Linked DNA regions of Homo sapiens: regions 1 and 3 are each linked to region 2. The links are chromatin contacts, found by Hi-C or POLR2A ChIA-PET in ENCODE. All regions are on one chromosome and are shown on one strand. Each heading gives the region's core, a stretch centred on a gene start or an enhancer-like site at or near the end of the contact. The rest is flanking DNA. Distances are from core to core; before and after follow the strand shown.

Region 1 (3,876 bases), core at 273-2,772, 57 kb before region 2:
AAATCCCAGTATGTGAAAAGTGTGGGTTAGGACAATAAAAGGGGAGGTGACACCATTTTAATGGTTTCTCAGAAGCTGTGCTCCGATGTCCTTGGGCACATGTCATCAGTACCTCCTGAGGTTATGTCACAGGTGCATGTCCTTAACTTTGGCAAAATAAACTTCCTAAATTAACTGAGATCTGTCTCAGATATTCAGGCTTCAGAGCTATGCCAGCTAACCCCTTATGCTGAAAACGAGGACTTAGAAGGAAAGGGCAAGAGAGCCAGACTTGCTTTTTCCTTTTTTTTTTTTTTTTTTAAGTCTTTCCTTATTCATCAATAAGCCAAAAGTAGAGGTTGTTAGTAGAAAATGTGTGCACCAAGAAGTGAAATAAAGACAGTTGAGTTCATGTGTTGTAGTGTTTCCAATGTTCTGCTAAGAATGAAATATATATGCATGTACAAGCCACAAAATACAAATTGTGTAATTTTGGTGATGCTGCATATGAGTTAAATGTACTTATGTTTGTATTTAAACGTGAAATTGCACAATATGAAGAGTAATGGTAAAATTCATGCTAATGATTTAAAATTGTATTCTTTCTTTACTCAAAACGACCTCAAGGAGCAAAGTAAAAACACCATAACAAATTGAGAGACTGTAGAAAAAGGGAAAAGCCTTATCTTTTACTACATTCCATGGCACGTTTCTCCTGCTTTTTGAATGAGAGCACTTACAGTTTCATTTTGCATTTGGCTGCAAAAACAGCGCAGCGCCCCCTGCAGGGAGCTGTATCACGGTGTTCTGATCAGCCTCTGGGGAAGTGGCCTCCTCTGGTCCAATCAGCTTGTGGACTGAGGATCACGTGATACAAAATATGGCCACCCCTGCATGAACCTGGAGCAACTGCCCTGGGTAGGTACCCGTACAAGGAAAGGCAATCCTTCAAGCAATAATCTTTTGGCAGTCTCCCTCACCTCTGTTCACCCCTGGGTATTTTTGGCATTGCTGTTTTTAATGATGGGGTGTGATGTTTCCTCAGCCTGTTAAACTTCATTGTGTTATTTTTTAACTGCTTCTGAGAAACTACTAAAATGCTGTTACCTCCCTTTTTATTGGCCTAAGCCACACTTTTCACATACTGGGCTTTTCATTCATTAGAAAGTAACCACTTATTTTGAGTAAAGGCAAAAATGGAAATGGTTTCAAGGTATTTAAGCATTTCAAGTGAAGCTCAGCACAGTGAATTATTTCAACAACAAAATTTCCATGCAGTCTCTTAGAAGAAAAATGTATCTTAACTAAATTTTAGGACTTCACATTTTGTTTTGTTTTGTCTTGGCTTATTTGTTATTTAAATGTGCGGATCTGTGAAATAACATCATTTCTTTTTAAAAGACAGCAGGTTCTAACTTTAGTACTTCCTGAGCAAAAAGAACTAAGGTTGCAGAAAGCTTCTCTTTCAGGCTGTCTTTCTGGCATTGCTGCAGGCAGTGCTGCCCTTGCTGGGAGGTCTCCACCATCCACATTAGCCTGCATGTCTCTGTCCCTTTGCTTCGTTTCCCACCTCTACCCACCTGCCCACCACACTCTCACACTTCCCCTGCCCAACCAGAATTGCCATCAGGGGCTATTGGTCCAATCCCAAATGCTAGTAACAGAACTGAAAAGCCCAAGTTTGAAGGGAATTTCTTCTTCCGTGAAGTCCCCTGGGAGAAAATTTTCTGGAAGACTCACCATCCCAGAGGCTACACAGCTCAGGACAACCCCTGTTCTTTTAAGGGAAAAGTGAAAGCCTGGACTTGTAGGTTTTCCCCACCAGTTTTCACATGGAGCTGATATCGGCATCTCTGCAAGGCCAGGAGGAGATTGAGTGACCTCTCTGGAACTCCGAAGTTTACTTTCCCTGCGTTTTCGTAACTTGTTCTCAGCTCTTTGAACTGCATCCAAGTGCCTAGTTCATGATGCCATAATTGCTCACCGGGTTCAAGGGCAGAGCTCTGGTTTCATATTGTAAAATTCAGTGCACCTGGGTACCACATAATAGCTGTGCTAAGACATGTGTGCATTACATCAGCTATGATTCATTCCTGTGATCTAGTTTAGACCACAATCTGATAACACAAACCAATTACTTAAACTGTTAGAAGATGCTTAACTGGAAAAAACATATCTTTAGTTTTCCTTCCAACTTTAGTCTAAACCATATATATATATGTTTTTATATATATATATATGTTCATATTCCATATATATGTATTCCAAATACTCTACATGAGTTTTAACAACAAAACTTGGGGGAATGGGATCTAAAATGTATTTCCCAGGTCTAGCTTGGATGGACTTCAGGGTCATTAACAAGCTGTGCCAAGCAGCATATGAAATCGGTGAGATAAGCTTTGATGCATATTAGCTGTGGGACCTTAAGCAAATGACTCATACTCTCTGAGCTAAAGTTTTCTTATCTGTGAAATAAGCATAGCAAGCCCTCCCCCTAAGGACTGTTGGGGTTAAATTAAATGGTAAAAGCTCCTTAGTCAGTACTCAATATAGGTTCAGTACAAATTGGTCTTTTTTCCTTTCCAATCATGGATACGTACCTGTTGGGCAAAGTAGGTTTCTCCTGGCCATGCCAGGGGACTTCTCACTGTGCTGCAGCCAAGGCTTGATTGAGATTGGCTCCTCTGGGTCTTTAGGGACATATCTTGATTGATATCAACCAATCACAGTTATCCTGTGTTAGGGCAACAAACTGCTACCCAAATCTGCAGCCTGGTGGCAGGGATTGAGTTAGGGGTGACCCAGGCAGTGCAAAGCTCAGCCATTTTTTTTTCTCCATTTGGACGTGAGCAAAGAAGCTGTGGCTCTGGTTACTGAAAAGGGTGAAACAAAGAATCTCCAACAGACAGGCGGGGGCTCTGTTTGAGCAAAGTCTCAACGGGACTCTTGTTTTATAGCACTATCTGCCATCCTCAAATACACCAGCTACCACTCTGGGCACCCATAAGAACAGAATGTCACTCATCTCTGGGTTTTCGATCCAGAGCTGCAAGTGGATGAGAATGGAGCTGAATCACATAGGACCCATTCGAGCACTTCCACCAGTTGAGCCTCTTCGAATGGATTTTAAGATCACCTCCTTCACACTAGCTGCATATGTGGAGCTTCCACTGTTAGACACAACACAATGGAATATGGCTGATATGGTTTAGCTCTGTGTCCCCACTGAAATCTCACCTCGAATTGTAACCCTCGAGTATTGAGGGAGGGACCTGTAATCCCCAGGAGTGGAGAGAGGGAAGTGATTGGATTATAGGGGTGGTTCCCCCATGCTGTTCTCCTGATAGTGAGTGAATTCTCATGAGATCTGATGTTTTTATAAATGATAGTTTTTCCTGCTCTCTTTCCCTGTCTCTCTCTCCACCCTTCTCCTGTCTCCTCTCTTCTCTGCCCTCCTCTCGCTCTCTCTCTCACCTCCTGCCATGTAAGATGTGCCTGCTTCCCCTTCTGCCACGATTGTAAGTTTCCTGAGGCCTCTTCAGTGGAACTGGCTGAAGAGGCTGAGGCAATTAAACCTCTTCTCTTTATAAGTTACCCAGTCTTGGCAGTTTTTTTTGTTTTGTTTTGTTTTGTTTTTTGAGACAGAGTCTCGCCTTGTCGCCCAGGCTGGAGTGCAATGCCGCAATCTCGGCTCACCGCAACCTCCGCCTCCTGGGTTCAAACGATTCTCCTGCCTCAGCTTCCTGAGTAGCTGAGATTATAGGTGCCTGCCACCATGGCCAGCTAATTTTTGTATTTTTAGTAAAGGCGGGGTTTCACCGTGTTGGCCAGGCTGGTCTCTAACTCCTGATCTCATGATCTGCCCTGGCAGTTCTTTATAGCAGTGTTATAACA
Region 2 (3,440 bases), core at 409-2,908:
TCAGTCATGTTTCAGTGATTGACACCCCGATAGCCTTCATTTCTAAGGTAGGGGATATTTTCTCTGAGAAATTGTCACCTTCATACAAAGTCTCAAGAGAGTAAGTTACCAGAATTAAGATGACATATTTGGATCTTAGATTCACAGTGATTTGTGAGTTTTTCACTTATACTTCTCAGACACAATTCAGCCCAGATCATGTGGAAAGACATGTTTGGAAAGAGGAAAACAGCTGGGATAAAATCTTTATTTTGACAGGCAAAATAAAATGGTGCTAATGTCCAAACACGTCTGGACTGTTAATGCTTCTAAAAATGGTCTCCACTTTAGGAAATGATATACATTTTTACACTAAAGGAAATAAATATTTTCTCATAGTCAAACTTAATGTCATTAACTAGACAAGTGAAGAGGGTCATAGATCTTTCTGTAGTTTATACTATAGCTTTGCTTAATAAGACTTAGAGATAGCAACTTGAACTTAATCACATATTATAGTTTTTTTTTTTTTTTTTTGCAGGAAATTTCTTTTAGAATGTAATAAATGCTTAAAGAAGAATTATACTGTGAGTAGAACAGCATGCAGCCTGGCACTTAGCAAGTGATCGAGAAATAATTCATGAGTGAATGAATGAACAGATGACAGATGTAACCAAAAATCAAAACTAAAATCACTTCTGAAGTCGAGGATGCACTTCTCAGTAAGTAACTTTGGTTATGATATCTCTGGTCCTTAAGGAAGAATTCTGGCTGGGCACAGTGGCTCATGCCTGTAATCCCAGCACTTTGGGAAGCCAAGGAGAGTGGACCACTTGAGACCAGGTGTTTGAGACCAGCCTGGCCAACATGGTGAAACCCCATCTCTACTAAAAATACAAAAATTAGCCAGGTGTGGTGGTGGGTGCCTCTAATCCCAGTTGCTTGGGAGGCTGAGGCAGGAGAATCGCTTGAATCCAGGAGGTAGAGGTTGCAGTGAGCCGAGATCATGCCACTGCACTCCAGCCCAGGTGACAGAGACCTGTTTCAAAATAATAATAATAATAATAATAATAATAATAATAATTTCTGAGAGTATATTGTCTCTTCTCCTTAGTTACAACACTGTGCTCTTTCTGGAGCTTAGTTTGATGGTCTTAATTTAAATTATGCCAATAACAAGCATTTTTGAGGAAGTGAGTTGATAACACAAATGCTTCTATGTGTGCAACGAGATCGCATTCTTAAAAAAACACATAACTTATTCTGTATCTGGGAGCAGATTCCATGTTATGAGGCTGTTTTTCAGGCCAGTGCTCCTGCTGTGTGGGCCCATTTAGCACAATTCCTCTGTGGGATTGCAGATGTGTCATAATTTCTAGGCACAAACTAATGTCAATCTGCTTGCACTTAAGTCCTCTGTTGTTAAACTAAATCATTTCCTCCTTTTCAGGCATTTTTCTCATCTGGATTTAACATAGATCTGTTCTCACACAAACATCTGTGGAATGAGCCTGGACATTGCTACGGAGGGCTGGTTAGAGGAGGAGGAAAGAAAGAATAATGGCTAATCATTAAGTTGCAGTGTGGGTGTTTGGTTGGGAAGAACCAGCTGGCGGAGGAATGGATACTACCTCTGACTCAGAGACATGGGCAGTGACCCCTATTGTCTGGCCAAGAAGGAGTCACATGTCTTTGGTGACTTCTTTGTTTACACTCAGAGTTTAACTATGAGGCAGAAATGGTTTCTTTGCCAAAGTCTACATTTGATGAAACATGGCTAATTTTAATTTTAGAGCTGAGCTTGGACCTTTCTTCTAGTCATTGCTCCAAAGTGGTGCTTACGGGAAAGGAGAGTATTCTTCATGATCAGCTCTGTCTTACATTCAAGTGCAGTCAGGCACGGAGGGACTAGAGCATCGGCCCTAGGCCACAGCTGGAAAGTCCTCTGCGTTGCTCAACAGGGGTCACAAAGCAAACTGAGATCATACGTGGGCAAAGGAAAAAAGAGAAGGCAAAACATTCAAAATCTCAAACATTTGAAACCAGATTTCAGTTGAAATATATAAGTTAATCAGTATCAAGCAAAAATGTCAGTCCCCAGAAAGCCAGTCTCTCCTTCACATTTATGTAAATACAGTTTGGGTTCTGATATCATTGGCTGCTGAATTTAATATTGAGACAAAGTGTAGTAGAGTAAAAGGCCTCCCAAAGCCACTTATTCCACTCATTCAGTCAAAAGAAATTTACTAAATGCTTTCCTTGTGAGCAACGCACTAAGCCAAGTTATGGCACTTCACTCTGTCAGCTTTCAAACGCACCATCCTAACACCATCACCATAAACAACATCATCACCAGAACCATCATCATCACCATCATTATCACCACTGTCATAATAACCAATACCATTCCCATTACCCAACACCCCCATCACCATCACCATTCCCATCCCAGCACCTTCATTATCACCATCCCCATCCCCATCTTATCACCATCATCGTCACCATCATCATCTCCAACACCATCCCCATCACTGACACTATCATAATCACCATAATCATCCCCATTCCAACACTATCATCACCATCATCAATACCATCACCAACACTGCCCTCATCTCAACACTATCACTATCCTAACCCCACCACTATTCCAACTCAATCACTATCACCACCACCAACACCATCCCCATTCCAACACTATCATCACCATCACTACCATCACCAACACTGCCCTCATCTCAACACTATCACTATCCTAACCCCACCACTATTCCAACTCAATCACTATCACCACCACCAACACCATCCCCATTCCGACACTATCATCACCATCACTACCATCACCAACACTGTCCTCATCTCAACACTATCACTATCCTAACCCCACCACTATTCCAACTCGATCACTATCACCACCACCAACACCATCCCCATTCCAACACCATCTTCATCACCAACACTATCATCACCATCACTATCATCAACACCATCGTCATTACCGTCACCATCACCATCACAATCATATCAACACCATCTCTGTCCAACACTACCATCATCACCAACGCCATTCTCCTTTGGAACTCTAGGCTTTCTTCGTACATTAGCTCATTGATTTTGGCCCTATGTGGTAGATATTATGGTCCTCATTTGTTTTTGATAGAAATGGAGCCTCAGAACAGTGACATTACTTGCCTGAGCCACATGCTAATAAATGGCAAAACTATATCCATTTTCTACTTCCTCAGATTCTCAGTTTTCTGTGGGATGTATCAGGAGACCACACCACATTAATCATGAAGATAAAAATGACCTTCATAGTAATGTATTATGTTCATATCAGTGCTGAAATGTTTTGAAGCACCTTTAAATTTATTACATCATTTAAGCTTATAGTAATCCCTGTAGAATGACAAGAATGTGTTATTATGGTCAAATTTAAAGCATATTTTGTTAAATATCTC
Region 3 (3,457 bases), core at 354-2,853, 54 kb after region 2:
TCAGAGCCCATCATTCTCCTGTCCCAACCCTCTAGCCGATTCCCTTGCACTGAACTGAAATTCTGAGCCCCTTATCCCTGGCTGGCATACAGAAGCCCCATTTATCTTGTCCCATCCACCTCCCTACCTTCCTCCTGTCCTACTTCAGCCTTTTGTCTGTTCCTTAGATACAGCAAGCTCCTCCCCATCTTAAAGATTTTGCAGTAACCCTCTCTTCTTTCTAGGAAGCCCTGTCTCCTGTTTGGTCTGTGACTGACTACTTCCTGTGGTTCAGATCTCAGCTTAAATGTCACCTCTGCAGGGGGCCACTTTGACCCCCAGCTCAAAATCAGACATCTCATCCCACCCCTTACACCACCCCATTGCAATGCTCGGAATGGCCCTTATCAGTGTCTTGTTATTCATTTTATTTCTGCCTTCCACTCTAACCCCTCTTAGAACATCAGCCCCGGTTGGGGGGTGGGGGGCATGGACTTGTCTGTCTGGTTCATTATTAAACCCCCAGCAGTAAGAGGAGTGCCTGGCTCCTAGCTGGCACTCGGTAAATACAGGTCAGATGAATGAATAAATAGATCTGTCCCTGCTCTCTTTTAGCCATGTTTTTGGCTAATTTTGGATGCTGGTAGGCACTTTGTTCTGGCAGAATTTTGTAGGGCAGGGTTTCTCAACCTCACCAAGATGGAAACATTGTAGCTGAGTAATTATTTGTTTAAGAGGTGTCCTGTGCATTGTAGGATTTTTACCAACAGCCCTGAACTTTACCCACTAGATTCCAGGAGCAACCCCCCACTCCTAGGTTGGGACAACCCAAATTGTCTCTAGGTATTACCAAATTTCTCCTGTGGGGCAAAATCCACCCCTGCCCCCTACCACTCAGTCATCTCCATTGCAGGGCCAGCCACAGCTCTTACAGGACAGCTGTAAGAACAAGAGTTCTGGGAGGCTTTCAATTACACCCATCTCCAAGTGGAACTCTCCAGGCTAAGAGGATGATGACCACCAGCAGGTAACGCAGTGAAGTTGGTGGCCTGTCCCAGGAGAAAGCAGAGTGCAGGCTGTGGGGCAGACAGACCTGATCTTGATCCCAGCTCCATCTCGCACTAGCTGGGTAAAGTAGACAAGCCACTTAGCTTATATTCAGAATGGAGATGGGTGGGATTGCTAGGTGGGGTTAGTAGGAGACAGTGGATACAAACACAAGGCCTGGTGCAGGATCACGCGCTGTAGGAGCTGGGCTAATGCGGCACTCACAGCAGGGAGCTCCGGGCTCCTGGTAAGGATGGCATGGAGAGCGCAGGGAGAAAGGGGACTTGGCAGCCGTCCACTGAGGCCTATACTCATATCCAATTAACATACTTGCTCTAATTCTCTGGTCCTTTGACTCACTAATTTTCTGGTTCCACAAAGCCTGACTGTGCCGTGAGCATCTGCAGCTGGCCAGGGCCTCAGGGAGGCTGTGGGAAGGTGGAGAGAGAGGCAGCCCAGCCGGCAGCTGGGCGAAGAGCCTCCCAGCACAGATCTCTTTTTATCAGCGCTGAATTCCCCCAGCCAGTAAGTACCCCCTGCAAAGGGGTGCGGGTCCTCCCTCCCAACTCCTGCACATTTTCCTTTTGTGACTTCATTCTGCTTCCCAGGCTCTTCTTGGCATGAGCTGAGGGGCAGAGGTTATTGGGAGGAAAAGAGAGCAAAAGCTAAAACATAAGAAAGCGCATCTGATCCTCTTAAAAGAGTCTTTCAAACAGCTACACGGGCATCCACTGTGAGGCCTGAAATATTTATATCCAGCAAAGGATCTATGGGAAATGCCTCCCTGATTTGAGGACAGCTGTAAGAACAAGAGTTCTGGGAGGCTTTCAAAGTGGGAGAACAGAAGAAACCACATTTGAACTTCTCTTAACTTAAAAAAAAAAAATAGCCTACCCAATTAACTAACTGAATTCTAAGGAGATAAGCAAAATTATTGTTAATTTATTTTATTTATTAGAGACAGGATCTCACACTATCACTCAGGCTGGAGTACAGTGGTGTGATCTCAGCTCACTGCAGCCTCGACCTCCTGGGCTCAAGCAATCCTCTAGCCTCAGGCTCCCAAGTAGCTGGTACTACAGGCACGCACCACCATGCCCAGCTAATTTTTTTGCTTTTTGGTGGAGGTGAGGTCTTACTATGTTTCACAGGCTGGTTTCAAACTCCTGGGCTCAAGCAATCCTCCCACCTTGGCCTTGAAAAGCGCGGGATTACAGGCATGAGCACAGTGCCTAGCCTTAATTAATGTTAAATTAGTTTAAAATGTATTACACCTAAGGTATTTGTGGGGCAGGTGATGGAGGGAGGTGGTAGTGGCTGGAGTGGGGACTGTCCTTGGCAGATGGCGTCCACTTCTAGGGCCAGCTCTATGGGCAAGTCTCAATAGGAGTGACACTGGAGGTTGTATCAGAACCAAGGTACAAATAGGTTGAAAGTCTCAGGAGTAGAAACAGAGCGCCATGGGAGCTATGGAGAGCCAGCAGGTCTGCAGAACCAGGCTCAGGGGCCAGGGCCTCAGTGAGACCAGGGCAAACCTTCTTCTCAGGGGAGGAAGAGGGTGAATCGAGTCCCAGCTTCACAGCCTCCCAACTTGAAACTGCAGGAGAGAGCAACTGTTGCTACCAGCACACATGCATTTGTCCTGGGAAAGGTGACGGCTCGGGGGTCATGGCCAGCCCTGGACTGAACCCTGTGATTGCTGCTGTGATGGCTGGGATGGGCTCGCAGGCTGTCTCTGTACCCGGCTGTACCAACAGGGGTTGGGGTTATTTTAGAAAGGAAAGGGAGGGGTAGAATTGTGTCTGGCAGTCACCACCCCATGACTAACTCTCAAATGGTGGGTCATGTTCCAAAGCTCACTTCATTCAGAGAGGAACGAGTTGGCCAGACTCTTGAATTGGCTTTGCATGAACCTAAGAGGAACAAGAGGATTCCACTGATTTTTTAGATCTGAGTGTGTTGTCTTGTCTCAGGCGGACCTGCACTTGGAGCCCCAGAGGCAAAGGCAGGCGTAACCCTTCTGTGGTGGCTGCTGGGGTTCTTCTGGGAGCCCCGTCTGAGGACTTCCATGACCCCAATCTCATCCTTTCCCCTGATGTTCCAGGGCATGGCTTGAAGCAGGGAGCAGTGTGCTCTGGTGCCTGACCAGGGTGACATTTGCTGCAGTGGTGACTTTACCACTACTTTACTTTTTGTCACTAAGAAGTTTGGAAAATGAGTGCACCATCATAGTGTGTTTATTGTGTCCCCAAAAGATGTGTCTGAGTCCAAACCCTGGTTCCTCAGAATGTGACCTTGTTTGGGGACAGAGATGCTACAAATGTAATTGGTTAAGATGAGGTCATCCTGGATTGGAGTGGGCCTACTCCAATGTGACGGGTGTCTTTATAAGAAAAGACAGAGAGAGAGAGAGAGAGAACGAACACACAAA

What was found. A loop is a pair of places that touch in the nucleus more often than their neighbours do. ChIA-PET counts read pairs that join two places held with the same protein, here RNA polymerase II (POLR2A). Pooled maps may share reads with other maps.
Region 1: a map of endothelial cell of umbilical vein shows a loop between it and region 2 (7-fold over the local background). The contact joins two enhancer-like sites. A Hi-C loop is called at or near these places in 5 of 168 maps with a recorded cell type or tissue (Calu3, HepG2, IMR-90 and 2 more) and 3 of 50 pooled maps. POLR2A ChIA-PET finds 5 or more read pairs at or near these places in 3 of 52 experiments (A549, AG04450 and HepG2).
Region 3: a loop to region 2 is called in a pooled map, with 4 times the contacts of the local background. The contact joins two enhancer-like sites. A Hi-C loop is called at or near these places in 2 of 50 pooled maps. POLR2A ChIA-PET finds 5 or more read pairs at or near these places in 4 of 52 experiments (A673, AG04450, BJ and 1 more).

What each region holds. Positions count from the first base shown.
Region 1 is chr2:234,878,782-234,882,657 of GRCh38, reverse strand. All of the region lies in intron 2 of LOC101927896 (a long non-coding RNA gene), which reads left to right. Among named protein-coding and RNA genes, the nearest start is that of SH3BP4, 71 kb to the left of the region's middle. Within about 2 kb of position 1,522, at least 10 of the 41 ENCODE cell types and tissues checked have a DNase peak (open chromatin) inside an H3K27ac peak, as active enhancers do; they include endothelial cell of umbilical vein, where a contact is called at or near this core.
Region 2 is chr2:234,822,194-234,825,633 of GRCh38, reverse strand. It overlaps LOC101927896 (a long non-coding RNA gene), which reads left to right. Exons shown (of 9, transcript XR_002959457.2): 5 at 521-701. Among named protein-coding and RNA genes, the nearest start is that of SH3BP4, 130 kb to the left of the region's middle. Within about 2 kb of position 1,658, at least 11 of the 41 ENCODE cell types and tissues checked have a DNase peak (open chromatin) inside an H3K27ac peak, as active enhancers do; they include endothelial cell of umbilical vein, where a contact is called at or near this core.
Region 3 is chr2:234,768,242-234,771,698 of GRCh38, reverse strand. No RefSeq gene overlaps it. Among named protein-coding and RNA genes, the nearest start is that of LINC01173, 87 kb to the right of the region's middle. Within about 2 kb of position 1,603, at least 3 of the 41 ENCODE cell types and tissues checked have a DNase peak (open chromatin) inside an H3K27ac peak, as active enhancers do.